Linked DNA regions of Homo sapiens: region 1 is linked to region 2. A link is a loop called in an ENCODE intact Hi-C map of the cell type or tissue named here. Cell type or tissue: heart right ventricle. All regions are shown on one strand. Each heading gives the region's core, and the rest is flanking DNA. Links, peaks and the distances in the headings are about the cores only. Region 1 has its middle 22 kb from the start of MORF4L2. Region 2 holds the start of TCEAL7 (transcription elongation factor A like 7).

Region 1 (15,463 bases), core at 5,519-9,518, 330 kb after region 2:
CAGGTGCAGGATGAGTAATAAAATGTACACCCAGGAAAGCTTGCCCTTCTGGGGGGTCTGGGTCTGCACTGGTATATTTCCTGAGTCCCTCTATCAAACGACCCAGAAACAGAACAGGATTTTCGTCTTTTACCTGAGTTATATTTCTAGCTCTGTCATAATTGACTGGCTTAACCACAGATACTTCCCTCCACTTTTTTCCCACAGCACAGCGAACAGATAACAATATTTCTAAGTCATGACAAGTTAAATCAAAGAACATGGTCAACATAACACATGCCTGTATAAACTTTTCTGGATTTTCTGAAAACTGGCCAAATTTTTCCTCATATAAATCCAAATTAGATATAGAAAATGGCACATGTAACCCCATTTCCATTAGCTACCTCCTGCAATGGACACAGATTTTACTTTAGGGGCTAATATGAGGCTCCACTCCTGGTAGTATTGATTGGGCTTATTTTGGGGGAAATGGGGGTATAAGCTGGGGCTAGTTGGATGAGGGGGAGGAGTGTCTGATGACCTTGAGCTAGAATCCTTTGTTAGAGCACTGGCAGGACCCCCCTCAGAATTGGGGGACTGGGGAGACTCTGGGAAAGGCATAGGCCTTCTAGGAGAACCAGCAAGGAGGGGATCCTCAGATGGAGCTGTCTGGTGCCTGGAAGTAACATGAGCCAGTAAAGGGTCATAAAAGCCTGTACATAAGGGACCTCTTCCCATTTTCCTTCTTTTTTACAGAATAAGTCCAGTTGTAAATTATCATTACAATATATAGAACCATGTTTACGCCAAATTTGGTTTTCTAATTTGTACGGAACCCAAACCATGTTGCAATAGAAAATGAGTTTCTTTTTCATTAAACCAAATTTGAATTTGCTCCAATAGCCTAAAAGACATCCTAGTCGTGAGTCCTCTGAGACGCTCGTCATTGTCCCCATGGATACAGAAGTTTTAGAGGACGCAGAAGTCTTCCTAAGTCTAGCAAAAGGGAAAGCAACTGAGTCATTATTTTTCACTTTTAGATTCTCTCACTTCCTGCAGAGAAGGTGTAAGTATACATAGCAAGGCATTACAAAAGTGGATTACAAGCTACAAATGGACAGTAGAATGTTGAGCCTAAAATCCACAGTGAGGGTTAAGCAGAGAGGAGGGCTAAACAAATGGTGAATGGGAAGGGAGGAGGGGAAGAGGGAAACAGTATTACCCAAGGGGACACCTCAGAGGTATTGACTTGCTGGAGAACCTATCCAGCAGCGGAGACACCAAAATAAATGTTCAGGCAACCACTTTTCTACCGTTGTAGGTGGTTGTCTGTCAGGCCAGGAGCCTAGGAACTCCCTGTTCCTTCAGCTTAGAGAGGTTTGAGCAAGACAGTTGCTCAAGTCAGCACACAAGAAGGAGTCTGTGACTGCCTATTAGGGAAATAATAACTTCTAACTTCAGGGCAGAAAAAGGCAAGATCACTATTCCCCTAGGGCGAGGGATTATAACCCACAATCCTAGAGGGAATGTCAATGCTGAAAACCCCAGAGCATCTGGAAGGCAGCTGAAAATGCAAATGCTGAAAACCCAGAGTACCAGAGTTTCAGCCAGTGAGGGTCCCATCACCAAATGCCAGGGGCATCCATCCAGGGGGTGGCCAACAGTGAACCCAAACCCAAGTTGGGGTCACAGAACAATGTGACTCTGGTTTCCCAGAGTCAACACAATAGGGAGCCTCTCACAACCAAGTGTCCTGCCTTAAACAAATGCCCATATACAGTTATCAGAAAATCAAAGCAAACATAAGAGTGCAAACAAAACACACATTGCAGAAATGAAAATAAAACAACTGGTGGAGCAACAAAATGAAGTCATAAGAGAAAAGACTAGGGGAAGGGGTGACAAGGACGTGTTTCAGGGCAATCAAACAATGGGCGACTTTTAACTGAACACATAGCCAAAGGCTTTTATTCCCCAGCTTACCTAATATTGTGGGAGAGGGTGGAGGGAACACTCATTCATGCACAGTAGCCAAAATCATGATGACCAATGTTCTATGTGGGACCCGGGTGAAGGTCTCTCCAGGTTTCCTCAGCTTGGATGGTGATATGATTTGGCTCTGTGTCACCACCCAAATCTCATGCTGAATTATAATCCTCAATGTTGGGGGAGGGTCCTGGTGGGAGGTGATTGGATGATGTCATGATAGTGAGTGAGTTCTCATGAGATCTGGTTGTTTGAAAGTGTGTACCTCGCTCTTTCTTTCTTCCTTTCTTTCTTTCTCTTTCTTTCTTTCTTTCTTTCCTTCTTTCTTTCTTTCTTTCTTTCTTTCTTTCCTTCTTTCTTTCTCTCTCTCTTTCTCTCTCTTTCTCTCTCTCTCTCTCTCTCCTCCTGGCCATGTGAAGATGTGCTTTTTTTCCCCTTTGCCTTCTGCCATGATTGTAAGTTTCCGGAGGCCTCCCCAGCCATGGTTCCTGTACAACCTGTGGAACTGTGAGTCAATTAATCCTCTTTTCTTTATAAATTACTGAGTCTCAGGTAGTTCTTTATAGCAATGTGAGAACAGACTAATACAGGTGGGCTTGGCTGCCACATGGGGGCTGGAATGGACCAGTAACCCACCAGCCTGCTGGTCAGAATGGTGGGTCTCACATGAGACAGCAGCACTATGACCACTGGCTCATCTGCTCAGGTCCACCATCTGCCAGGGAAAATGATATCTCTGAAAAGAGCCTTTGGTTAGTGTTATAGCTCTGTAGTGTTAGCAGCTCTTTATTGTTACAGCTTTAGTGTTATAGCTCTTGCAGCTTCTCCATCTCTCGCCATTTCTCCACTTGTCTCACTGACTGCCATCTCTTGTCATTGTCTCTCACCAATTACCACCTCTCAGCTGATTACTGATTGCCACCAACTCTGTTGTCTTGCCATCTCACCTCTCCATCCATTGCTGCCATTTTCACTGCCTTTATCCCTTCATTGGTTGCCAAATGATGCAGGGCAGTTGAGCCCCAAAACTGGGGCTTAGCCAGGGAAAGTTCTTGGTAAGCCAGTGGTGTTAGACAGCAACTTTCATTGAAGTGGCAGCATACAGGAGCAGCATAGGTACTACTCCTTGTAGAGCAGGAATACTCCATAGGCAGTGTGCCCACAGTAGCAGCTCAGTAATTTTTACAGTAATGTTTATACTCACTTTTAATTATATGCAAATTGAGGGGCAGATTATGCAGATATTTCCAGAAAAAGGGTGGTAACCTCCAGGTGTTCCCATGGCATTGGTAAACTGACATGGCACATTGGTGGGCATCTCTTATGGAAAGCTACTTCCACCCTGTCCCTGTTTTAGCTAGTCCTCAATTTGGTCCAGTGTCTGAGCCCCACCTCCAGAGTCAAGTCCTACCTCCTAGTTCAGGATGCTTAGGATAATGGCCTCTAGGTCTATCCATGTTGCTGCAAAGGACATGAGCTTCTCAACATCACTAATCATGAGGGAAATGCAAATGAAAAAGACAACGAGATACCATCTTATACCAGTCAGAATAGTTATAATTAAAAAATCAAAAAATAACATGCTGGCAAGGTTGCTGAGAAAAGGGAACACTCATACACTGCTGGTGGGAATGTAAATTAGTTCAGCCATTGTGGAAAGCAGTTTGGAGACTTCTCAAAGAACTTAAACAACACTACCATTCGACCCAGCAATCCCATTACTGGGTATATACCCAAAGGAATATAAATCATTCTACCATAAAGACACATGTATGCATATGTTTATCATAGCACTGTTCACAATAGCAAAGATATGGAATCAACCTAGGTGCTCATTAGAGGTGACTGAATAAAAAAAAATGTGAGACATATACACTACGGAATACTATGCAGTCATAAAAAAGAAGTTCATGTCCTTTGCAGCAACATGGATAGAGCTAGAGGCCATTATCCTAAGCAAATTAGAAAACCAGATAATGCATGTTCTCACTTATAAGTGGGAGCTAAACAATGAGTATACATGGACGCAAAGAAAGAAACAATAGACACCAGGGCCTACCTGAGGGTGGGGTGTGGAAGGAGGGAGAGGATTTAAAAACTACCTATCAGGTACTAAACTCATTACCTGAGTGATGATATAATCTGTACACCAAACCCTCATGACATGGAATTTACCCATATAACAAATGTGTACATGTACCCCTTGAACCTAAAATAAAAGTTGGAAAGAAAAATAATTACTCCTCAGAGGATGGCAAGAATAGAATTTATAAAGTCTGTTATACAGTTCATTACAAGGTATGCTTAGCAGAATCATCTGTGCATGTTTTTGAAAATATAGTACTTGAGTCCCTAGCAACAAAGATTCTGACATAGTACAGCATAGGTACTACTCCTTGCAGAGCAGGAATACTCCATAGGCAGTGTGCCCACAGTAGCAGCTCAGTAATTTTTACAGTAATGTTTATACTCACTTTTAATTATATGAAAATTAATGGGCAGATTATGCAGATATTTCTAGAAAAAGGGTGGTAACTTCCAGGTGTTGCCATGGCAATGGTAAACTGACCTGGCACATTGGTGGGCATGACAGGTCTAGGATGACATTTGTGTTTTAAAAACCGTCTAAGGCAAGACGCTCAAAGTAAATAAAATTCTTGGAGCTCCTACAAGAAGGTTTTACTAATCTGAGTGAAATAAAAAAGAAAAAAGACTACTGTTTCTTTCTACTCCAATTACCCCTCCTCTTCTTGGTGATGAGATGGATGCCAGCATGTTAGAGAGCAAGCTAAGAGGAAAGTTGATTGGAATTACATTTAGTTTGATTTTAGTTGGATAATTTACTCATTTGTTTCTTAATCTCATGTATAATTAAGCAATTACCAGTGAGATTTCTCAAGGTAGCAGGTGGAAGCTCTAAGAGTCAAACGAGGGTTGTCAGACTCTAATGATAATGAGCCTAACACTATACTCTATTGTCTTTCATATGCTTAGTAAACCATTGAAAAATCTTAGACCTCACTTTAAAAGCATAGTGGTCTGTCATCGGCCTCCTGGCAGCATTTGATACTATTTCCTATTTCCTACCTGATTTTTTTAGTCTTAGTTCCCACTGCTGCCCAATAAGTAAGTATCATATGATTAATCAAAAATTGACTATTGGCCTTTTTTTTTTACACTAACCATGCCTGTGGCTTTGTCCAATCACATCTACATTAGTTCATATTAATTTCGTGAATGAATTGGCATGAAATACTGACACTGACTAAAATACCATAAAACACAAAATATACCACTACAATGAGGACATTAACATTACACTGATTTGTGTATGCTATTGAGTATAAAGATTAGTATCTGCACAAGAAAACTTGAAGTGTTCTGAATTCTTAAACTTGACAGAGGTTGACAGCAGTTTCCACAAATTTGACAAAACTAAAAATTCATCCATCGCCAATGATAAGTTGTAAAGCTGAAACTTTTATCAATAATAATTTTAAAATTGACTATGCCAAAGGAAAGATTGGAGTATCTTTTTTTTCTAGAAAATATGTTATTACAAAAAAAAAGAAAATATGTTATTACAAAAATGTCATAAGAAGAAAAGATCAAAGAATTCGTAGCCAAAAATTGTAGGGAAAAAAAAAATCACTGTAGAGGTATGCCAGGCAGTTAATTAAGACAATGTTATTTTTCTGGAAATTTTTAAAAAATATGTCAGCTGTTCAATTTTGTAATTTGTTGTGATTTCTCATAATAAGTAAATGTTGACTTTTGTACATAGTTGCTTGAAATGCTCATACTTTTTAATATTCTTTTTCTTAGAGTCCTCCGAATTATAAATTTCATTACCCACAACCCGAATCTGTCCCTGAGGTCATAAAAAGTAGGAGCTTCTGAGTTGGAATTGCAAAGGGTTAATAGGGATGTGGATGTGGTTGAGAACTGGGAAATATAGCAATTGTGGAAGTTGAATTAATATCATTTGTAAAGACCACAACATTATGACCAGCTACTGAAATCTGAAAATCCAAGGTGTCCTCAGTACTACGGGATTATGGGACCTCGGTGTCTGACTTCATGGAAAAGCCTCACACAACATAGTGGCCCCTCATAAGGGGAGCCTCCAGCTGCTCTGTACATTTCAAACATCCAAAATAGTGGCGCCTAGAGTATCTATATTTGTATTACCATTGAGCAGCAAAAACAGTTGGCTGGGTTATTTACCCACATGCATACTTGAATCTACCTCCTGCTTCCCATCTGAAAATAAATAGCTCTTTTCTATTTTCTAGTGACAAACAGGATGTAGGCTGTTAGTAATAATAGTAAAGATAATAACTATAAGGAACAGAACATACAAATAAATATTGAAAAGAATTGGTGAAAACCTCTCTCACTCTCACTCCCAGTCTTGTTTCCTGAGCCCCATTTCAGCGTCTGGACAGAACTGCCAGGGAACTGCTAGACTTTAGGGTCTTGGCGGACGGGAGTTGGAGAATTTAGAGACAGGAGAGGAAAAAAGAAGACAGGATCGATTAACTCTAAAAGGCTGATCCTCCCTGATAATCTGAGAAAGGCGAATAAATACTCCAGGAAGATGATACCCTTTCGGATTGTTAGGTTGGGCTGGGGATGGGCAACCCGGCTTCTGCTGAAGTGCTGTTGGGAGGATTAATTAGGGATCCGAGCTCACTGTTAACACACGGGCCTCACTGGACAAAGGGCTGAAGTGAATTGAAGTCAGTATGTAGTCTGAGTTCTCTTTCCATCCTGAGCACCATCTCCCTATTGCCTTAGAGGCAGGCGGGAGCGCTTCTTGCTGCTAAACAGAAAAGGAGAAGACTACTGTTGGCTGCGGATCTGAAAAGGTTCGAATGATTAAAGGCTATCTGAAGGCGAAGGAGAAGATCATAGCGCATGCAAGACTACATTGCCTATACCCCTTTCCGGCCCCTACTCCGATTTATTTTAGGGGAAAAAAAATGGTGGGCTTGGGGGAGGGATCTGGGATGGGGATGGCGGTCAGGTTTGGGTACCGTGCCCCTATTGTATTGAAAGCAAGCTGGCTTCTCGCTTAGGGAAAGGAGAGGAGAAAAATGTCCTGGCCCCCCGCCAAGTCGGTGTGAGGGTAGGAATCACCTGCAAACCTCTGGAATGGAAAACGGACACCGCAGCGGGTCTTGTACTGCAGTTCCCACAGCCACGCCCCCTGCCCATTTTGATTCAGAAAATGGTGGGCAGTGGGGAATGCTGGGGAGATGAGCAGAAACCCTGCATGGGTATTAGCTTCCTATTGCAGAGGATGTGGGAGTTTTGAGCGAAACATAGAAAAAGAGGTATGCACCCCGGATGCCTGAAGGTGGGCATGAGAGTGGTGGGTGGGGGCGGGTGCCCTTCTGAAACTGCATTCTCTACACTCCTGCCCTGCCTCCTCATTCCCTTTTGGGGAAAAAAATATCTCAGCAGCTTAACACAGCAAACGTTTATTTCTAGCTCACAATAAATGCCGAACATGTGTTGGTGAAGGTGTGGGGTGAAAGGGCCCTGGTCCCCAGTCTCTCAGGACCTCAGGCTGACAGAAGCTCTACAGCCTGGAACATCACTGATCACTATGGCAGGGGGAGAGAGTAATGGGAATCTCTCATCCCACTATAGGTTAGTCTAGAACTAACATGTTACTGCGGTTCACAGCTGATTAGCTAAAACTATCATATGGTCTCACCTCATAGCAAGGGGATAGAGGGGACAGGGGATTAGAAAGTATAGTTTTCTGTGTAGGGTGGGTGTAAAGTGAGAAAAAGAAACTATAATAAAATATTCATAAGAATTCAAGGGGAGAATGCCTTTCTAAAGTACTAAAGCGAAACAAAAAATTAAAAGTTCTGAAGAAAAAGTAGTAAATGTAATATAAGAAAATTAAGCTTCTATGGAGCAAAGCAAGAACGAATGTGACCTTGCTTTTGGTTTTCTCTGTGATGCCATTTTGGGAGCTCTTCATGTCTCCAGACCATTCTTCAAGGCCAGTGGCAGTGTGATGGGTGTTAGTCAAACTGGAATTCTGTCTGGAGTGAGATCAGGTTCCAGGCTCACTGGAATTAGTTTTATAAGAGAGGATAAATCCATCCCCCTAACGCTAAGAGTGGTGGTGCTTAGGCAGGAGGTGGAAGGGCTCACTCAGGCCACATTCCCCTCTGGGGTGGGTCTGACTTTTGTTTCTCTGCCTGCAGCAGGCACAGGGCCCTTTTAGGCTAATGGCCAAGCTGCCCTGCACAGACACACCTGGAGGAGGAGAACCGACTGCCCTATTGCAGGTCAGAACACTTTGCCTTTCCCTCCTTTCCCCTCTCTCTTTTGGGGAACATTTTGTAGGGGAGGAGATAAAGCCCCAAAGTGTCCTGGCAGGAAACATTCATTGGGATAGTCTTTGAGCAAGCAGATGTCTGAACAGATCTGACCAGGTAACTTGAGGTTGAAGCAGAAGGGGCTGACCCTTCTCTCAGAGTCCAGTTAGCCCCCAAGAAGACTGGGGCACACAAAACCTCACCCATCCGTCTCCCACCCACCTTGCTCAGACTCCCAGAAGGGCTTTGATGTGCCCTGGCCTGTTTGGTTGGTTCTGCAAGGACTTTAGCTCTGTGTCTGCCTGGTGCAGTGCATCTGATGCCTCAGTCATCCCAAACCCAGAAATACAGAAGACCCCAGATAAAGGGAACTTGCAAAGACATGTGGTCCTACAACTCAGGAGAAAGGGGGTGTCACTTTCTATCTGAAAATCCCCATGCACTGCAGGCCCAGCTCATGACTTGGGAGCCAGGACAGTCAAGCTGTGAATTGGTATGAAGATGCTTTTTAAGGCATTGGTGGTGGAGGGTCAGCAGCATCCAGAGCCTGCTTCTGTGGGCCCCTCACCACCTGCCTACCCACACAGAAGGCTGGTATGTCAATCGCATATCCAAGCAGTGACTTATCTGGCCAATTCCAGAGCAGAAAGCACGGAACAGCCAGAACCTTGGAGAGAGAGCTCTGTGCTAACCAGGATCCCCCTGCTCTTAGGAGACAGTGCAAAAGAGTGTGAGCCCCTCTGGTGGGGCAGCATAGAAGGGATCAGGCTCAGGGTCTTTGCAAAATTTTCAGGGTTGAGTCAGCAGAAGGTAAGTGGACAGCAAGGAAGCAGTCACTGAGTCAGTCTACCCTTACATTCATGATTCGTGCTAAGGACACACTTTTCCCAGACTGCTCCCACACCATGACTTAGCACAGCTGAGCCACTAGAGCCATGCCATTTCTGCTCAATGGGAGACTTTTAATCTTTGCTTGTACTCCCCATTGGCCTGGTCCATAGCTTCTCAAATGAACTGAAGTCTGGGACTCTTTCTACCTAATTCTTCTTCCTTCCCTCTGCTTTCACAGATGTGACATGTGGATCACAGTCTAAAGGCTCTCCCCATCTTCTCTTGCTCTTTCTCCCTTTATCTATTGTGTTTCCCCAGTAAATCTATTTATGTCTAATCTTGTTTTGACATCAGCTTTTAGGTAGGCCTGTTATACAATCATGGTGCTTTCACAAATGAGATCTCATGTTTCACATTTCTCAAAACCTGCTCCTTTTCAGAGAGCCAGGATAGTACAGTAGCTAACAGCTGTCAAGAGTAGTCACTAACTGGGTTCAAATCCCAGATCTGCCACTCTTAGCTGTGTGTCCTTGGCCTCTGTGCCTCTTGTAAAATGGGGATAATTCCATTACTTCCTCTTAGGGTTGTTGTGAGGTTTACATAAATTATTACATAGTCCATTTAATGTCAACACATAGTAAGTAATAAATATCAGCTGTTTTTTGTTGTTGTTGTTGTTGTTGTTGTTGTGGGTTTTTTTTCCATCTCTGATAGGTGAAGTCAGAGAAGGGGGAAAGATCTCACCAGGCCCAGTAGCTATTAAAGGGTTTGGCACTGGAACTCTCATTCTAAAGTTCTGGAGCTCTAAGTACATATGCTTTATTGATTTTTAACCTATAAGCTAAAATTAAGTTTCAGGAAAACACATGAAACAGTTAAATAGCTTGATTATTGTTGCCCCCTACTTTCAACTTCACTGGATGTGTAACTCCCAAAATGAAAATGGTATGATGATATTGTTCCTTTTCCTGTAGGATCCATCAGACAGCTCATTCTGGAATACAGAAATGGCACTGAAGATCATACCTGCGTTTTCCCCTTCTTGTTATTACCTTTGCAAATGTTCTTTATAAAGTAAAGAATGTCAAAGGCATAACTTTCAAGGAAGGGAGGAAGCAGAATAGGAAGGGAACTAATATTTGTTTGAGTGTCCACTATGGGCCAGATGAAGTGTTTCATGTTTTAAGTTGGTTCTCTCTTTAATTCTCATAATTCTGTAGGCAGGCAGAATTGTTTTCTACCAAGGTAGGCAGCCGTATCTTCCCTAAACAAAGAAGTAAATGGAACTCAGAGGTTGAGTATATATTCCAAGGCCCTAAATCTAGTAAGTTTGAGAGCTTGGATTCAAACCCAGGTCTGTCACACTCCAAAACCCACACTCTCCCCCACTCTACCTTAAAAAAAAATTCTAATGTTATACTGTGATCTTCCAGGACTCAGGGACTAGTTGGTTTAAATTTCCATGACAGAATGTTAAATTAAAAGTTTCCTCTTAGGCATTAACATATAACAGATATGAAATCAAAGCCAGGTTTCCAAAGGAAATAACCAAGCGGCTCTAAAACCCACAAGGAGGATTAAAAGGGTCAAGAGAGGAGATATGAAAAAGGAAGTTTTGCGAGGAAGATTTCTTTGGGATGAGCTTCCAAGTTGGAAGAGTTGAGGTGCTTTCCTTTTCACTCCATGGATTCAACTGGACCCCCTAAAGCTTGATATGTGTCTCCTGGAGTTGGAAGGCACAGTGGAATGTGATCTACCTCCAGACTGAAAAATCTTCCTGGCTAGAGAATGTGGCTGTGGTGATGGTGGGAGTGGTAACTGTATTGTGATCTGTCCGCATTTCCAGTTTGTTGGGGGCAAAAGACAGATAGGTGTTTCCCATGTACAAGAAGTGGGCCACGAAGGAGAGCAAGCTGCTCTCAAAGAGAGCTGTTTGGGGGTGCTACAGATTCCAGCTGAAAAAACCCTATGGAATGGACAGCTGAAAAACTCAGAGCTGAAGGAGAAACAGCAATAGCATGTTTCTTTTTTTTTTTTTTTTTTTTTTTTTGAGACTGAGTCTCACACTCTCACCCAGGCTGGAGTGCAGTGGCGCGATCTTGGCAACCTCCACCTCCCAGGTTCACGCCATTCTCCTGCCTCAGCCTCCCGAGTAGCTGGGACTACAGGTGCTCGCCACCACGCCCGGTTAATTTTTTTTTTTTTTGTATTTTTAGTAGAGACGGGGTTTCACCGTGTTAGCCACGATGGTCTCAATTTCCTGACCTTGTGATCCGCCTACCTCAGCCTCCCAAAGTGCTGGGATACAGGCATGAGCCACCGCGCCCGGCTGCATGTTTCATTTTTGATACAGAGGTAGCAGTAAGGGAGCCTCTGATGAGAGTCCCCTTTAAACAGCTAGATCCGTAGAGAGTAAAGCCAACTTACTATATAACCAGACAATAATTTTCTGTTCCTTTCCCCCTTACTCTTTCCCTTCACTCTAACCGCGGACAGGCCTGAAGTCAAAATTAGCAAGCTGGGGAAGGAAGATGGGCAAAGAGAAGAAACTCAGTGCATCCCTTTGCTCAAATATGGGAGGTCACCTGAAGTTGGTGCTAGGCGAGCAGAGAAGGTCTAACTCTAAATCAAGTTCAGTGGCCCTTTATTATTTGGAACTTCGTGTTCTAATCACTGAATTCAGGCTCAATTTGTGATTTAAAGTGACTGTAAGGTGGCAGGAAAGCCATGGGGCCTGAGAGAAATGTAATTTTAAAAGTACAATATTAGAGACAAAAGTAAAGTTGCATTTTGATTGTATTTCACCAGTAGTTCTTGTTCAATATACTGACTACATTTGCTTGGTGCGTTGTTTGTGATGTGCCAAACTCCTGTGGATGAATACTACTACTGTTTTTGCATTAATTTTGCTACACCAGCTTTCTTTTGCTTAGTATTTGCCTGGTATATTTTTTCCATCCTTTTATTTTGAACTTTTCTGGATAATTCTAAGTGTGCCTCTGAGAAAAGGCATGAAACTAGATTCTGTGTCTTATAAAAAAAAAACAATCTGAGGTTTTCTTTTAATATGTGAGTTTAATCCACATATATTTATTATTACTGATCTATTATAGATATATTTCTACCTTTTTACTTTGTGTTTTCTATTTACCATGTATTTTTATTTGCATGTTTCCCTCCCCTCCTTTCCTGCCTCGTTAGACCAATGGAGTTTTCTTTGGAGTTTTGGAATTTACACATTGTCATGGCTTTAATGTGTCCCCCAAAGCTCATGTGTTGGAAACTTAATCTCCAATGCAAGAATGTTGAGAGGTGGGACCTTTAAGAGGTGATTAGGTCATGGGGCTCTTCCCTCATGAATGGATTCACACTGTTACTGTGGGAGTAGGTTTGTTATCTCAAGAGTGGGTTCCTGATAAAAGGATGAGTTCTGCTGCCTTCTTCCCCACCCCCTGCTCTTTTGACCTTCTGCTTCCACCATGGGATGAAGGCCCTCACCAGATGATAGCACCTTGATATTGGACCTCCCAGCCTCCAGAAACATAAGAAATACATCTCTATTTATGAATTATCCAGTCGTCTGTGGTATTCTGTTATAGTAGCACAAAATGGCTTAAGACACATGTTCCATTTTTAATCTTGTAGTGCTTATCCTAAGATTGTTTTCTGTTTTTTTTTTTGATGGAGTCTTGCTGTGTTGCCCAGGCTGGAGTGCAGTGGTGTGATCTCAGCTCACTGCAACCTCCACCTCCTGGGTTCCAGCAATTCTCCTGCCTCAGCCTCCCTAGTAGCTGGAATTACAAGCACATGCCACCATACCGGGCTAGTTTTTGTATTTTTAGTAGAGATAGGGTTTTGCCATATTGGCCAGGCTGGTCTCGAATTCCTGACCTCAGGTGATCCACCCTCCTTGGCCTCCCAAAGTGCTGGGGTTACAGGCGTGAGCCATCGCGCCTGGCCTCTTTTTTTTTTCTTTTTTTTAAGTTGTGGTTTTGCTATGTTGCCAAGGCTGTACTCAAACTGGTGGGCTCAAGAGAGCCTCCTGCCTCAGCCTCCCAAGCAGCTGGGATCACAGGTGCACACCACCACATCTGGCAGATTTTTCTAAATTATTTATCTAACTTTATATTTTTTAAACAAAATTTAGAGTATCTCCAACTTCTATCCTGTTCCTTATACATATTTTTTACATTTTGGAGATATATATATATATATACACACACACACACACACACAACTTATATACAAATATATATACAAAAATATATATACAACTTAAATACATATATATATACAACTTCTGATTATTGGCATTTGTATAAGCAAGCTAACTATTAATCATTATTATTACAATTCATAGTTAATAATACACTTTTAAATATATTATCTCATTTGATTCTAGAAAAAGTTCAGCTAAGTATTACCTCCATAATGAATTAGGAAGAAAAAAAGGAAGAAAGAAAGAAGAGACAAGATGGAAAGAGAAGAGAGCTCCTCAATTCTTAATGGTATCTTCTGGGGACCTCAGGCTGAGAACTACAGATCTTGGGAATATATTCTTTACCCTTTCCTTTTGGAAAGGGAGGAAGGAAAGAGAATTGTAATTTTTGAACATTTATTCTGTGTCAAAAACTTGCTGTAAGCAAGACAAACCTTACATTTACTAACTACTTTCCTTTTCAGGTGTTTCATGAGTGTCATGCAATTTATTTCACAACATGCTTCCGTACCAATCCACATACATTCTCCTGAATGAAAACAGGCTTATTTATGTTGATGATGAAGACATTGATAACAATAATAAATAACAGTTATAATAGCTATTTGTTATGGACCCACCTTGTTAGCTAGGCACTGAATGTCATGGGGGTAAATATACTCTTTAAACTGCCCTTCAGTTTTAGAAGGGAAGCCATCTAGATGTCTGGATAGATAAAGCGACATCATCTCTATAGTGTTAAAATAGAGAAACTTGCAAAATCAACAGAGTCCATGTGTGAATTTGTGTCCATGTGTCCACTTATGATAACTGCCCCCTTTTTTAAATCAATAGGATGGCCCAGTTTTGGATCTAATAAAGTACTTTATGACTTTCCTGAATATTCCTAAGATTTTTTTTAATGAAACAATTAACAAGAAGAAATCATCCAAAATAAAAGAAACTACCTATATGTTTAACTGGGACATATTAAATTATCAGTTTTTGAAATGTTACCAGCTACGTAGGAGGCTGAGGTGGATCGCTTGAGGCCAGGAGTTTGAGATCAGCCTGGGCAACATAGTAAGACCCCCATCTACAAAACAACAGCAACAAAAAAATTAGCCAGCCTTGGTGGCATACATCTTTAGCTCCAGCTACTTGAGAGGCTGAGGCAGGAGGATCCCTTGATCCCAGGAGTTCGAAGTTGCAGCGAGCTATAGTGGCACCACTGCACTCTAGCCTGGGTGACAGAGTGAGACCCCACCATCTCTAAAAAAAGAAAGAGAAATATATATTAACATGTATATTGTGTTCTTATATTTTTCTCTCCTCTCATTTCCAGCAGAGATCCAAGAGAGGGAGATTTGTGGCAGATCTGGAAGTAGAAGCTGCTTGAAGCCGGTGATTTTTTTTTTTTTCTTTAGACAGGGTCTTGCCCTGTCACTCAGGTTGGACTACAGTGGTACAATCATGGCTCACTGCAGACTCAAACTCCTGGGGTCAAGGGATCCTCCCACCTCAGCCTCCCAAGTAGCTGGGACTACAGGCACACATTAGCTAATTTTTTTTTTTTTTTTGTAGAAATTGGGTCTTGCTATGTTGCTCAGGCTTGTCTTGAACTCCTAGCCTCAAGCAATCCTCCTGCGACTTCCCAAAGTGCTGGGATTACAGGCACGAGCTACTGTGCCCAGCCCATATATTCTGAAAAGGATTATATTCATTGATGAAATCAAGCCAGATGTCCCTGGATGGGAATGGAGGGCATTTTAGGGCAGCAAGAGAATAGAGGTCAGGGTCTATACTTCCTTTCAGTGGCAGAGACATGAGCATTTCTTCATATCAGGACCCAAAGAAGACTCTGTGATGGGCCGGGGGAAGCTGGTTGCCTAGTCTTGGCAAACATTCCACTACCCAGAGGGTTGGATAGAAGCAGCAGGGACAAAGGAACTGAAGATACCATGCCAGTTCAGTAAATGAGCACCTCATCCCTAACCAGTGTGGACAGACAGCTGAAGACAGCAGGGATCTCCTCAGGCTTTGGTGCTAGATAAGACCATAGAATGCCTGTACAACTAATGGAGATGAGGAATCCCCAGTAATAAGTGATGTGGATTTCCCA
Region 2 (15,463 bases), core at 7,156-11,155:
AGTTTTCCTAGAACCATTTATTGAACAGATCATCTTTGCCCCAGTGTAAGCTCTTGGGACCTTTGTCAAAAATGAGTTCACTGTAGGTCTGTGGATTTGTTTTTGGGTTCTCTCTTCTATTTCATTCATCTATGTGTCAGTTTTTATGCCAGTACCACGCTGTTTTGGCTAGTATAGCTCTGTAGTGAAGTTTGAAGTCAGGTAGTGTGATTCCTCGTGTTTTGTTCTTTTTGCTCAGGATGTGGTTCCATATAAATTTTAGGATTGTTATTTCTATTTATGTGAAGAATGTCACTGGTATTTTGGTAAGGATTGCATTGAATCTGTAGATTGCTTTGGGTAATACGGACTTTTTAACAATATTGAATTTTTGGTGTCCTCTTCAATTTCTTTCATCAGTGTTTTATAGTTTTCATTATAGAGATGTTTTACTCCTTTGGTTAAGTTTATTCCTAGGCATTTTATTTTATGTGTGGCTCTTGTAAATGGGATTTTTTTGTATTTTTTTCAGATTGTTTCCTGTTGGCATACAGAAATGCTACAGATTTTTGTGTGTTGATTTTTTATCCTGCAACTTTACTGAGTTTGTTTATCAGCTCTAATAGTTTTCTTGTGGAGTCTTCAGGTTTTTCCAAATATAAGATCATATCATCTGCAAACAAGGATAACCTGACTTCTTCCTTTGCAATTTGGATGTCCTTTATTTGTTTCTCTTGTCCAATCGCTGTAGCTAGAACTTCCAGTACTATGTTGAATAACAGTGGTGAAAGTGGACATGGCATCCTTGTCTTGTTCCAGTTCTTACAGGAAAGGCTTTCAGTTTTTTCCCCATTCAGTAGGATACTAGCTGTAGGTCTGTTGTATATGGCTTTTATTATGTTGAGGTGTGCTCCTTCTATACCCAGTTTTTTGTAGGGCTTTTAACATGAAGGGATGTTTAATTTTATTAAATGCTTTTTCAACATCAATTGAAATGATCACATGGTTTTGTGTTTCATTCTATTAATATGATGTTTCATAATGATTGATTTGTGTATGTCGAACCATTTTTGCACCCCTGGGATAAATCCCACTTGGACATGATGAATGGATCTTTTTAATGTATCGTTGAATATGGTTTGCTAGTATTTTGTTAAAGTTTATTTGTATCAATATTCATCAAAGATATTGGCTTGTAGTTTTCTTTTTTTTTTTTTCTGATGTGTCTTTTGTCTGGTTTTGATACCAAGGTAACACTGACTTTGTAGAATGAGTTTGGAAGTAGTCCCCCCTCTACTTTTGGAATAGTTTCCGTAGGATTTGTATGATGAGGTTTCACCATTATTGGCCAGGCTGGTCTTGAACTCCTGACCTCAAGTGATCTGCCTGCCTCAGCCTCCCAAAGTGCTGGGATTACAGGCATGAGCAACCACGCCCGGCCCTCCTGCTTGGATTTTGATTGTGATTGCATTTAATCTGAAGATCACTTGGGAAAGGAGAACTGACATCTTAACAATATGGTATTAAGTCTCCTCAAAAATATCCATAAATAATGACATATTTCTATATTCATTTGTTTTATTCTATTTACTTTGGGTTTAATATCCTTTTATTCTCTAGCTTTTGTACATAAAAATTTAGATAATCGATGTTAGACCTCTCTTTTTTTCTAATATAAGCATTTAAAATTACAAATTTCTCCCTAAACACCATTTTAACAGCATCTCCAAAATTTGATATGCTATCGTTGAGTTTGAAATATTTCTATTTTGTCTGTAATTTATTTATTTAACCTATGGGTTATTTACAATATTTGTGGCTTTTTCTAGATATTTAATGTTTCTGTTTTTTAATTAAGTACATTTTTGGTATTCAGAGAACATACTCTGTAAGTCCTATTCAAGTGAGTCCAGATAGCATGAAAGCGCACTCTGGTTACAGAGGAAAAAAGCTTTCATGATTAACTTGAATTTAAAACGTTAAGCTAACAAAATAAGTTATCTTTTCCTATTTGTTCCTTTGAAGTGGTAAGCCCTACTATTGGCTGAAACATTATTCTGGATGTTTCTGTGAGGGTGTTTTCTGGATGAGATTAACATTTAAATTTGTGGACTTTGAGTAAAGCAGATTGCTCTGTATAATGTGCGCAGGCCTCATCCAATCAGCTGAAGGCCTTAATAGAACTAAAGACTGACCTCTCCTGAGCAAGAGGGGATTCTGCTGGCAAACAGCCTTCAGACTGGCACTGCAACATCAACACTCCTTGGGTCTGCAGGCTGCCTGCCTACCCTGCAGATTTTGGGCTTGTCAGTCTCCATAATTGCATGAATCTATTCCATGAGCCTATGCACACACACACACCCTATTGGTTTTATTTCTCTGCAGAACCTTGACTAATTCAGACATCTAGTTGTGAAAACCATAGACAAGAGAGCCCCTCTGCCCCCTTCCCCTAATACTCCAAATGGCTTCAGTGGCCACCTTTTAAAAATATTTGTTTTAAATATTCATATTTTAAAAATTGTAAACATTGCATTTCAAATTGTGTCAGTATCCTGCACACTTTGAGTTACCCATGGGTACTAACTCACTCAGCATCTATTTTCTTACATAGTTGATAATCACCAGGAGCTGCTAAGAAGCCCAGGTATAAATCCCACAGGAACTGGTTAATAACTGAGCCAAATGGGCATGGAGGAGACAACACAGGCAGATGATCTGTTGTGTAACCATAGACAAGCATCAGATTTCTCATGTGTTAAATGTAGAAAAGAATCTTTACCTTATAGGCTGATGAGGGGTTACATGGGATAGTGCACTGGCTTACGCACCTAGCCTATGCTTGGCACATAGCAGAAAACCACCAAAGCTGAGGTTTTTCAGAGGTCTCTAGATGGCAAATACCATGTCCTCATGGGTATCCTTCCCACCTACCCATCCACTCAAAACTGACACAGATCAGTGGACATACAATCAATTATTGTGATCGCCTTTCATTGAGTTCCATAGGTGTAAGGACCTATCATTTGTCAAATTTCATTACCCAGGGATAAACATGTTTGACAGGGTAGTACATATTTTTATGTATCTGGTATTATTTTCATATTATTTTATATTCTTTTTACCATGAACAATGTATCTTGGCAATATTTTACATTAGACATGTTAGATATACCTGATCTTTTTAAATGGCTACATAATATTCTATTATATGGTTAACTACATTTTATTGGCTATAGATGAACATTTTGGTTGTTTTTAGTTTTTCTTTTTCCTTTTTTAAAGTAAGCTTGCTTTTCACCAACAAAGCTCGTGCAAAGATCAGGTACTCAATATATTTTTGCCACCTTATACCACTGTATTTTAGGATCTTCCCTATTAGTTCCTTAGGTAAATCCTTAGATGTGCTAGATTTGCTTTCAGAATTATAACATCATTTTCTACCCCCAATAACAGTATAGAGAACTTCCTATTCATCCACACCCACATAAAACTTGTATTTTCATATTCATACATTCTAATTTTTCAATACATTTTCTTGCCTTATCAGTAAGTTAATCTTTCTTTTATTATTTATTCTTAGCTTATTATTGTTTCAAATTTTTAACATCTAAATGTTTAATTCATTCAGATGTCTTTTTAGGATCGGGAAAATTTATATTATCCTAAAGTATTAACCAATTATCTCGACAGCATGTCTTTACTGCTAAATTGTGAGCTGTAACACATCTATTAAAAAATGCAGTAATCATAAATAAATAATTATAAAACAAACATCCAGGTAACATATAACCAAACTCAGGTCAAGAAATAGAACTTTGCAAGCACCTGTAACCCATCAGGTGATTTTTTTTACTAATTACAAAATACTACCTTCTTCCCAGAGGTAACCGTTATCCTAACTTTTACAGTCATTATTTCCTTGTTGTTCTTTAGAGTTTTACCACCTATAAATGCCCTTCCAACCATTTATTTTTGCCTGCAGTTTAACTTTAAGTAAATTTAATCATACTGTTTTTATTTATTTAGTCTTTATAGTACTCAAATTATGTGAGTTATGCCCATCCATGTTTTTATGTATAGATCTAGTTCATTCTCATTGCCATTTACTGTATCATTTCATGAATATAACATATTTATTCATTCTCATCTTTATGGATATTATTTTCAAATTTTTGGTTATTTACAAATAATGTTTCCATTAACATTCATATACATCTCTAATGGGTATTTATTAGAAGTTGGATTGCTGGGTTATAGGTATCCGTATCTTCACTTTTAATAGATAATGCCAAAATGCTTTCCAAAGTGATTGCATCATTTATACTCTCAACAGAACATTTTTTTCTGGATACTAGTTTTTTGTCAGTTATATCTGAAATATATTCAAAAGTAGTTTAGAAAAATAAAACAAAACCTGACTGTATCCACCTTTATGCTGTAACAATTTTCAATTTATGGTCAACCTGTTTTTATTCCCACCCACTTCTTTCCTACCATATTATTTCAAAGCAAATTCCAAATAGCATATATTTTCATCTGTTGATGTATCAGTATGTATATCTAAAAGATAAGCCCTTTTTAAATTTAGCCACAATATCATTATTACACCTAAAAATAACTCCTTAATATCAAATATCTATTCAGTGTTCAAATTTTCACTTGTTCCATAAATTATCATGGTTTCTTTTGTTACATTTGTTTCAGTTAGGATCTAACACACATTACCCTTGCTTGATATGTCTCTTAATTCTCTTTTAATCCAAAGGTTTCCCATTCATTTTTATAAAATATGCTTTTATTGTGGTAAAATATACACAACTTAAAATTTACCATTTTAACCATGTTTAAGTGTATGGTTCAATGGCATTAAGTACACTCAAATTGTTGTGCAACCATCACTACTGTTCATCTCCAGAACTTTTTCATCTTCCCAAACTGAAACTTTGTGCCCGTTAAATAGTAACTCCCCATTTTTTTGCTTCCCCTAGCCTCTGGCAACTGCTGTTCTACTTTCTGTCTCTATGAATTTGACTACTCTAGGTACCTCATATAAGTGGAAACGTAAAATATCAATCCTTTTCTGCCTGGCTTATTTCACTTAACATAATGTCTTCAAGGTTTGTCGATGTTGTAGCATGTATCAGAATTTACTTTCTTTTTAAGGCTGTATAATATCCCATTGTATGTATATACCATGCTTTATTTATTCATTCATCTGTCCATGGACATTTCTTGCTCTGAAATCTACTGTGCTGATATTAATCTAACCATTCCATCTTTCTTATGATTTGTGTTTCCATACTATTTCTTTTTTCATTCTTTTACTATTAACCAATGTGTGTCTGTAAATGTGTTTCTGCATAAAACCAAATACCACACATTCTTGCTTATAAGTAGGAGCTAAACATTGAATACATATGAACACAAAGAAAGGAACAACAGACACCAGGGCCTACTTGAGGGTGGAGGGTGGCAGGAGAGTGAGGATAGAAAAAACTACCTATTGGGTACTATGCTTATTAACCTGGGTGACAAAACAATCTATACACCAAACCCCCATGACATGCAATTTACCTATATAAAAAGCCTGTATGTGGCTGGGTGCGGTGGCTCACGCCTGTAATCCCAGCACTTTGGGAGGCCGAGGCAGGCGGATCATGAGGTCAAGAGATAGAGACCATCCTGGCTAACACGGTGAAGCCCCGTCTCTACTAAAAATACAAAAAATTAGCTGGGCGTGGTGGCGGGAGCCTGTAGTCCCAGCTACTCGAGGGGCTGAGGCAGGAGAATGGCGTGAACCCGGGAGGCGGAGCTTGCAGTGAGCTGAGATCGTGCCACTGCACTCCAGCCTGGGCAACAGAGCGAGACTCCGTCTCAAAACAAAAAACAAAAAACAAACAAAAAAAAAAAACCTGTATGTATACTCATGAACCTAAAATAAAAGTTAAAAAAAGAAAAGAAAAGAAAAGCCTGTTTCTTATAAAAAGCAAACAAGTGGTTTGGCATTTTTACCCAATCTGTCAATCTCTCTGTTTTAGTCAGTGTTCCTCAGAAAGACAGAACTGGTAGAATACATAAAGAAATATATGAAAAGGGATTTATTAGGGGAATTGGCTCACTTAATTATGGAGGCTGAGAAGTCCTACAATAGTCTGTCTGCAAGCCGGAGAGTGAGGAAGGCTGATAGTGTGGCTCAATCCAATTCCAAAGACCTCAGAACCATGGAATCCAATGGTGTAATTATCAGTCTGAGGCCAAAGGTCTGAGAGCCCCAGGTTGGGTGTATGGTGAGGGTTGTGGGGGGTGGCTGCTGGTGTAGTTCCTGGAGTTCAAAGGCCAGAGAACCTGGAGTTATGATGTCCATGGGCAGCAGAAGAAGATTTTCCTAACTCCAGTAGAGAAATGGTGAAAATTCACCTTTCCTCCACCTTTTTGTTCCATTGGTCCTTCAGCCGGTTAGATGGTGCCCACTCACATTGAGGCTGCCCTCTTCCCCCACTCAATCCACCAATTCACATGTAAATCTCCTCTGGAAATACCCTCACAGACACACCTGAGGAAGCCCAATCATTTTAATCGAAAGCAAAATCACCTAGGTTTCCCTTTGAGCAGAAGAGAGACTGGCTCAGTGCCCACTGAAGCACTGAGAATAAATAATGCTTTAACAGCTATCTGAGTAACCCTTAATCTAGTCAAGCTGACACCCAAAGTCAACCACTACACTCTTCTTTTTTAGCGGGCATGCTTAGGCAATTAATGTTTGATGTAATGATTAATACAATTGGATTTAAAACTAGTATTTTGCTATTTGCTTGCAGATGTCCCATCTTATTATTGTTCCTTTTTACCCTTTTTTCATGCCTTATTAAAAATTAATTGAGATGTGAGGAGCTAGATGTCAGCAAAATGGCAGAACAGGACTTTCCTGCACTCATCCTCCCACAGAAACATAATCTGAACAACTATCTGGGCACAAAAATAATTTCGCAAGAGCTAAGGAAACCAGTTGGCAGATTACAGCACCTGGGTATAGAACAGAAATAAGAAAAAAACACATTGAAAAGGATAGGAAGGAAAGTTTTACATTACCCACATCACCCCTTCCTGAACCCCAGGCTGCACAGCTTGGAGGTACCATCCACTTGGGGGAAGGAGAAGGAAGTGAACACCAGACTTTTTCTTGGATCCCAACACTAGGCCCATCCCAGTAATACCCAGCACTGGACCCGCCCCCATGGTCCCAGACTCTAGGCCAGTACCTGCAGACTGAGCCTCCAGGCCTGCTTTAGCACTAGTCTGGATCCCACAGCCCCAGGCTCCAGGCCTGCTCTAAAAACTCAGTGTCTAGGCCTGCCCCACTGCCAAACTGACCCCCTGGGCTGCAGGCTTCAGCTTCACCCACCTCCCCCATCCCTGGTGCCAGACCTGCCCCCACATATTTAGGCTTCAGGCTGCCTTGGTACTTGTCAGTCATGTATTAAATGTTTTACACATATTAAATATGTAATTTAGTCCTGAAAACTCTGTGAGATACTTCAAACTATTAGCCTCATTTTATAGATGAAGCACAGAGAAGTTGCAGTATCCAAGTTTTACATTCAAGTTTATACAAAAGCTAAGTAAGTACAATTAATTCAAACTAGGATTTGTCCAATGCCATTCTTCTTACTAATATGCAAAGTCTTCAACACCCGAATCCTTCAGCCATTTTATAACTCTGAGTCTAACCATCTGCATGAAAAGCTGTTCACAGAGGATTCAGGAATTTTTCTCCCCACAAACGAATTTTTTGCCTCTATCACAACTAGTCATTCCTTAATAACTGTGACAATGATGCTCTACTGTTTTTAAGACTTTTTTCTGACCACTGAACTTTTTTCTGGAGTCATTTATATCAAACTGATTAGTGGTAACTTTATATTCATAATGAGCTGCAATCTTCCTAAAAACAACTTATGAGAAGTTTACACATCTCCCTTTCTATTGCATATATTTCAAGCTAACAAATCAAGAGCAAATCTACTTAGACAAGTACCCAAATCCTTAGCAACAAAAAGTTTAGTGTGTTGGGTGGCTAAATGTGACTAATTTTTGTTAGTACTACAAGTAGCTTTCAATACATCAGTATGGCTAAATAAGGTCATGGAAAACATAAATAGGATGGAGATGTCTAGGGAAAATGAAAAACTATTCTTTTCTGAATGAGAGTGTTGAAAAAAGTTGGGATATTAGGGGTACAGTATTGAAGAAAAAAGGGTTATGTGTATGGTATAAACTGGAAGAAAGAGGGCATGATACTGAGCTCAAACTAGTTAAAATTTGTGACTTACAGTTGCGATCTGGAAATCTAAGGGCAAGGTGCTGTAGGATTATGGTCTCAGTGACTCACCTAATGGAAGGACCTCACATGCCCGGGAGCCCCTCAAAAGAGTAGGTTCCAACTGACCTGTACATCTTAAACTTCAAAAAATATGTCTGCCTAAAGGGTCTATATTTATATTATGACTTCAGCAGCAGAAACAGGTGGCTGGCCTTTTTATCCTCCTATCTGGAATCTTTTTCCAAATGTACATATCTTTATCATATTTCTGATTATTAAAAGTATATAATAAGTTTATGGAAAAATTGGAAAAGAATAAGAAATTATCAAAACAAAAGTAAGAAGCACAATCCAAATCATTACCTCCTTTCCTAATTCACCCCATTCCCTCCAATCTGGTTTCAAGGATTGGACTCCAAGGGAAATGATGGCTATTAGTGGCTGAGAGGCGATTGGATGGAGGAGACTGCCACTTTTCTTTTCTTGTAGCTTAGAAAAGGATAAGTAATCCTCCCTCTCAGCACAACCACAAAAAAAGTAACAATGGTTAATATAACTTTGGGAAAATGCAGCCCCTCCCTGGTAATCAGAGAAAGGCAAATTCTGACCACAGGGAGAAGGCGCCACTTTTGACCTCTGGAATTAGCAAAGACAAAAATGAGTGACAGGGCCTGGTGTGGTGTGGGGTGGGAGGTTGGTAAGCCGGTCCACTTCTGCAGCGCTGCTGGTGGGAGGGGAAAGTGGGGACCAGAGATGGGGGATGACATAATCCTCACGTGATCAGGAGCTGACGTGAACCGAAGTCCTTATATTCCCGGGCTTCTTTCTCCTCTGGGTACCAGCTCCTTACTGCCCTGCAGACAAGCGTGCCGTGCGTGCTTGTGGCCAAGGGAAGGAAGAGGTAAATTCCTTAAATCCCAGCAGGTTGGAGTGAAGGAACCACTGGACCCCCGGGGTCAGTAGTGGGTGAATCTAATGACTGGAATAGGTCCAGACTTGCTTTCCCAAAACCGCTGCAAAATCGTCGGAGATAATTGTATCTTTTGCAGGGGGAAGCAAGGGGGTAGGTCGAAATCTTTTGAGAGACACCTAGAGATTTAGTGACAGCTTTGAAATAATCGGCTTCTCTCACCCTGGCATGCTTTCTTTTTATCCTTCTCCTCATCTTTCTCCAATTTTGTTAAGAGAAAATTTTAGGCCTGGGGTATGTGTTGGTGTGTGGAGAAAGGCTGAAATCCCGGGATGGAGACAACAGAAATTTAGAGATCATTTGAAAATAGTTCACCTCACTCAATGCCGGCCTGTGGTGGTGGGGTGGGGCGCGGGACGGGGCGAAGGAGGGAGACGCGGGCCTTGCAAGGCCCAGGCCTGAGGGTGAGGAGTGGGGAGTGGAAACGGAAATCCTGAAGGAAAGGATACAGACAGGAAGGAGGGGCCAGGAGGTAGAAATCCGGGGGGCGATGACGGTGATGATGAGAATCCCAGGTTCAAAATAATAACGTCTGTCTTGTCTCTGGAGCTGGTTGATCCACAGATAGCTCCTTCCTCCCCGCCCCTTCCTTTTTGTTTGGAGGTCCCAGGATCTGTGTTCACAGACATCTGGGGGAAGAAAAGGAGCAGGAAACTACCCCGCACAGGTCAGTATGAGAGAGGCACTTAGACTGAGATCTCTGAGGATAGGAGTCGGGAAGGGGCAAAAGCTAGGCGAAATTTGCGGCTTCGCAGTCCATCTCCTTTTCTGCTCCGCCTCTCCTGCCTATTGGAGAGGCCATTAGCTTTGTCTGCTGGGGAAACGGTGGGTTCCTGAGGTGGGAGGGGAGAAAAGGGGGAGATGAGAGGGTGGAGGGAACTGCCGCAGACTTATGAGGTCTGGACCTGTGGGGCAGAGATGGGAAAGTATCTTGCCTCAGAGAGAAACTGACAATCGTGATTCAAAAGTAATGAAGCAATTTGTCTTTACATTTTCTCCCTAGAGTTAAGCAGGAAACAACAACAACATCATGCAAAAACCCTGCAAAGAAAACGAAGGAAAGCCAAAGTGCAGCGTGCCAAAGAGGGAGGAAAAACGCCCGTATGGAGAATTTGAACGCCAGCAAACAGAAGGGAATTTTAGACAGAGGCTGCTTCAGTCTCTCGAAGAATTTAAAGAGGACATAGACTATAGGCATTTTAAAGATGAAGAAATGACAAGGGAGGGAGATGAGATGGAAAGGTGTTTGGAAGAGATAAGGGGTCTGAGAAAGAAATTTAGGGCTCTGCATTCTAACCATAGGCATTCTCGGGACCGTCCTTATCCCATTTAATTAATTTCTCTGACAATTCAATTATTTTCTGTTATTAATGTTGCCACTGCTTTCTGTTTGTCTGCACTTTCTTGATAAATATTTGCTATCGTTTTACTCCAGTCATTCGATGTTGCTGAGATTTACATATGACTCTTGTCAACATCTCATCTTTTGACCCAATCTTATTCATTTAATAAGAGGTCTCATTCATTTGCATGGAAAAATGCTCATTGTATATTGCAAAGTGAAAATAACGAGTTGCAAAACAGTGTATACATATATGTGTGTATATATGTACACTTTATTTGTACATTTCTATGTGACATAATGCAAAGGAAAGTGTCTGATTTTATTATACACCAAAGGTTAACAGTGAATCTCTGTGTGATCTCTTTTTTTTTCTTTTTGCCTATCTGCATCTTCTCACTTGCCAAAAAATGAATATATGTTTATGTGTGTATATTACTTGTGTCACAAAAAACCCTAAAGTAGACAGTAAAAGAACTTGTCAATCGCCTTTGGAAGGCAATGAAACACTTAATAAACTCTCAATAACAGAAGCGTAAAAATGAAATGTAAACCTCCAATTACCTCTGGATCTCTTAGCCAGAGTAATAAACTGGTAATTATTACAGATACACACGTTTAAGACTCAGTCTTTTCATAGGGAAAATATTTGCCTCACAGGGCTGCTGTGGGAAGGAAATGAGGCAGTAACCAGCTGTGCTCAGTGGGATCTTGTTCCCCACTGTGCATACAGAATCCCAACCCACTATAGAATACACCAATAACTTCAGAGAGGGCCTGGCATGATTCAACTTGTACTCCGGAACAAGTCCAGTAGGCAGAGGTGGGGGCTTCCCTATCAGTCCTCTGTTATTGAGCCCTGTCTCCTCCCCTGGGTCCTGCCACACCTGCCCAACACTGCTGCCTCTTCTGCTGGGCCCTGTGCTCTCTGCTGGCCCCACTGCTGCTGATGCACTGCAGTCATTCAGGGCCAAAACCCAACCGAATTCCCTGGAGTCGTCAGTGGGTTGAACTCTGACTCTTGTCGTCTAAAGCTTCCTGTGCTTTATAGTGACATTTAACACAGGTGGGACTTCTCTAGGGTTGCTTGGGCCACAATGTCTTTCAGAGCCCTTAGTAAAACAGCCCCATCTGTTTTCAATCACAAGACCCTTCCTCTCCATAGGAGTCAGATGTGATGAGTCCACTTGGGATTTGGACTAGGGTATAAATTTAAGTCAAAGGCATCATGCTGTATTCAGAGTTGCTGCTCTAAGTCTAAGGAATGAGGCTTTGTCCTCTTGTGAGATAATCTCTTCCTGAAGGCTCCTGGCAGGCCTGACTTAGTGTGTTCAGAATAGTCTTGGGAGATGTGTAAATTGCACAATGTGATATAGGAAACAAATCTAAAACCAAATCCCTGCTTTTCATTTTTTCTCCCTGGAAACATGCAAAAATGCTTCATAAGACTAAGATGTGTGTGTGTGTGTGTGTGTGTGTGTGTGTGTATACATGCACATAAATGTGTATGTGCATATACATATATAAATATATATGTGCATATACATATATAAATATATATGCTATGTAAGACATGTATACTAATACATATATATTAAGCTTAATATATATGCTTTGTAAGACTAATATATAAGCATATATATAGTCTTAATATATATTAGTATATATAATATATAAATGTCTATATTACATATTATATGTAAGTATATATAATATATAAATGTCTACATTACATATATAAGTATATATATTAATATGTAGTCTTAATATACATTAGTATATATATATTAGTCTTACAAAGCATATATATGTAAATGTATAGAAATGTAAGCATTATTTCTAAACAGGATTTTTTACATTTTGCATCTCAAAGTAAAGACGACATCATATCTTTTATTATACTTCTATTAATCTATTAATCTTATTAACATACAGTGGGCATTTAATAAATTAACATACAGTGGGTATTTAATAAATGTGTACTTAGAATTATAGTGCCCAGTTTTACTTCTGATTACATTAAGTTGGTAATAACTCCTCTAGAAACTATATTTTTAAAAGGAGCCCAGTAAGAAAGGGATTATTCCCCAAATTCAGCCTATAAAATTATTCAAATGTTAAATAGCTGGCCCCTCTCAAAAAGTCATCTCCTTACATTATAATCATCTGGAGTGCTTCTAAAATGCAAATTTCTAGCCAGGCATGCTGGTGCACACCTGTAGTCCCAGCTACTGGGGAGGCTGAGGCAGAAGGATCACTTGAGCCCAGGAGTTTGAGGCTGTAGTGTGCGATGATCATGCCTGTGAATAGCCACTGCATGTCAGCCTGGGCAACATAGCAACACCTCATCTTTTAAACAAAAATGTAAAATTCTAACACATATCTCTCCATATACACACATACACGTGCAAACACACTGAGATAAAATCTCTGTGCATTTGGCCCTGGAATCTTCATTTTGGGATTCCCATGAAATCATGGTCTCCACTACTTCCTGATAAACATCATAGACTTTGTTTCATCTGGGCTGTACAGAGGGAGTCTTCTTATAATCAAAGACCGTACTGGTTAATAGTTGATAATTAGGGGCTCCTAAAAAGTAAAATGGGGGTATCATACCATAAAAATTCTGCAGAGGACATAAGTAGGGTACCCATATAAATAGGATACCCAAATAAATCTATTTGGAGAATAAACATTATTTAGCTTTCCTAGGAGGCAATAAGACAATTCTAAAAAGAAACAATAAAAATGACAAGATATTACTACCAAATAGGCAAACAAATGTTTACTTATGATAATTTTATTGCAGATGTAGGCATTTTCATACTGAATGAGAGAGTAAATAATGGCATCCATTTTTGTGCTTCTATTCACAATAAGTTGAAATGCTGTCTATTTTTCATATTCTAGGACCTAACTTCTATTGCTTTGAATTTGTCCTAAGAAAGTAATCATAGTTATGAGCAAATGTATAGCTATATGCATATTTGCTTAAGGCTTTTGTGTATTTGCAAAAAAAATTAACCTAAGAATTGAGCGTTATGGACTATTCAATCAAAAGAAAAATGAACATAGATTCCTACTCCCCGCATACACAAAAATGTATCCAAAGTGGATTAAATAAAAAAGTCTGAGAAACAAAAATGAAATAGCACAATAAAAATCAAGAAAACAATTTTTATAATCTCGTGATAGTGATTATCTTCTTAAGCAAAAAGAAACCCGAAGGTTATAAAGGAAAAAATATAAAAGGTACAAGGAGAAGAAATAGGCTGAGAAGAAATATTTGTAATACCACGACAGATAATGGGAAAATATCCCTAATATCCCAATAGCTTTTAGAAATGGAAAAGAAAAAGATAAACCAGTAAAATATGTGCAAACTATACAACCTAGCACTTCCATTACATTGAATTACTGTAGAGATATATTTACAGATATGCACGGGAAAGCAAAAATGATGTTTACTGTGGCATTGTTTGTAAGAGCCAAAATATTAAAAACAGACTAAGGTATCAATCGGAAAATAGTCAAACTGTGGTTCATCCATACCAAGAAAAACTACACAATAGTTAAAAAGAATGACATTCGTATATTGAAGCATCTCCAGGAATATTGCTGAATAAAGGCAATAAGACAGTTGATTCTCTATGATAGCCTTTAGTGAAAATGCAAAACAGAGATATATAAATTTCTGAATGGATATCCATCAAACTGGTTAAGTATTTAATTGTAAAGAAGAGATCCAAACTGGAAGTGTGTTTAAATCAGTATATTAGGATGGACTAGACTATGCTTAGTTAATTTTTTAAAAATGCAATCTGTATTTTAAAAACAGTTGATTATTCTTTCATGTCATAATTTCAGTGAGGGTTATTGTCTCTCATGCATGGCTCTGCTCTATTGCTTTTTTGGGTATCTAACCTGCATTTGTCCTGTAGTCTGGTATTCCAGATGGCATACATGGTTTCCAAAGTTACCAGAAGGATAGCAGAAGGATCACCTGGGGTTGTTTATAAGCCTTAGAAGTGTCTTATGTTACATTCTATAGCTGCAACATATGTGCAAGGGAGGCTAGGAAATGTAAAAGAACACATACTTTTTGACCAAGCAACCTTACTTTCAGGCATCTCATCTATAAAAAGAAAAGTATGTGTACAAGCATGTTCATTGCAGGCAGCATTGCTTTTAGTGGCAAAACATACAAATAATTTCATGTTAATTAATGGGGAATTGATTGAATAATTTAAGGTACATTTATATCATAGAAGGTAGATTCATTTGCATATGTATTTACTGACCTCTGCCAAGTCTTACAAGACTTCCAAGCTGAAATAAAGGGATACAAGATATGTAAGCCAAAGTCATATGAGAAAATAAAGAACAACAGTAAGGTAGCTACACAGGAAAATATAAAAGCAAGTAGTATGGCATATATGGCTTATAACTCCTCTTTTTTTCCTATATGATTTAAAAGACAAATGCATAAAACAATAATTATAAAACTATGTTAATATGCACACTTGGTAAAAATATATTATTTGTAACAATAACAACATAAAGGGGGGATGGAGCTATAAAAAATAGAGTTCTTGTGTTGAAAATAAATTGGTATTGTTATATAAAAGAAAAATGTGCTACGAAGATGTTAATTGTGTTCCCCAGAGGAACCAATAAAGAAAAAAACTTAAAAATATGCAAAAAAGAAATAACAGAATCAAACAAGTACACAAGAAAAAAATTCAATTAACCACAGAAAAGTGCAGTAATGGGGAATTGAACCAAAAAGGTGCAGATACATAGAAAACAAATAGCAAAAAGGCAGAAGTAAATCCTTCCCTGTCAA

Evidence for each region. A loop is a pair of places that touch in the nucleus more often than their neighbours do. Peaks named below come from ENCODE experiments on the same cell type or tissue, not always from the same donor. Only the 100,000 strongest peaks of a DNase experiment are listed, where the experiment ranks them.
Region 1: a loop joins it to region 2, with 5 times the contacts of the local background. A loop is called at or near these places in 1 of 110 quality-filtered maps.

Annotation. Positions count from the first base shown.
Region 1 is chrX:103,657,429-103,672,891 of GRCh38, forward strand. No RefSeq gene overlaps it. Among named protein-coding and RNA genes, the nearest start is that of MORF4L2, 22 kb to the right of the region's middle. In heart right ventricle, for the core only: no CTCF peak of the experiment used is centred there; no DNase peak of the experiment used is centred there.
Region 2 is chrX:103,321,102-103,336,564 of GRCh38, forward strand. It overlaps TCEAL7 (transcription elongation factor A like 7), which reads left to right and starts at 9,138. Exons shown (of 3, transcript NM_152278.5): 1 at 9,138-9,203; 2 at 9,822-9,939; 3 at 10,276-11,225. The coding sequence starts at 10,303. The coding sequence ends at 10,605. RefSeq lists an enhancer at 9,654-10,153. In heart right ventricle, for the core only: no CTCF peak of the experiment used is centred there; a DNase peak (open chromatin) is centred at 9,050; H3K4me3 peaks cover 1,561 bases; H3K27ac peaks cover 577 bases.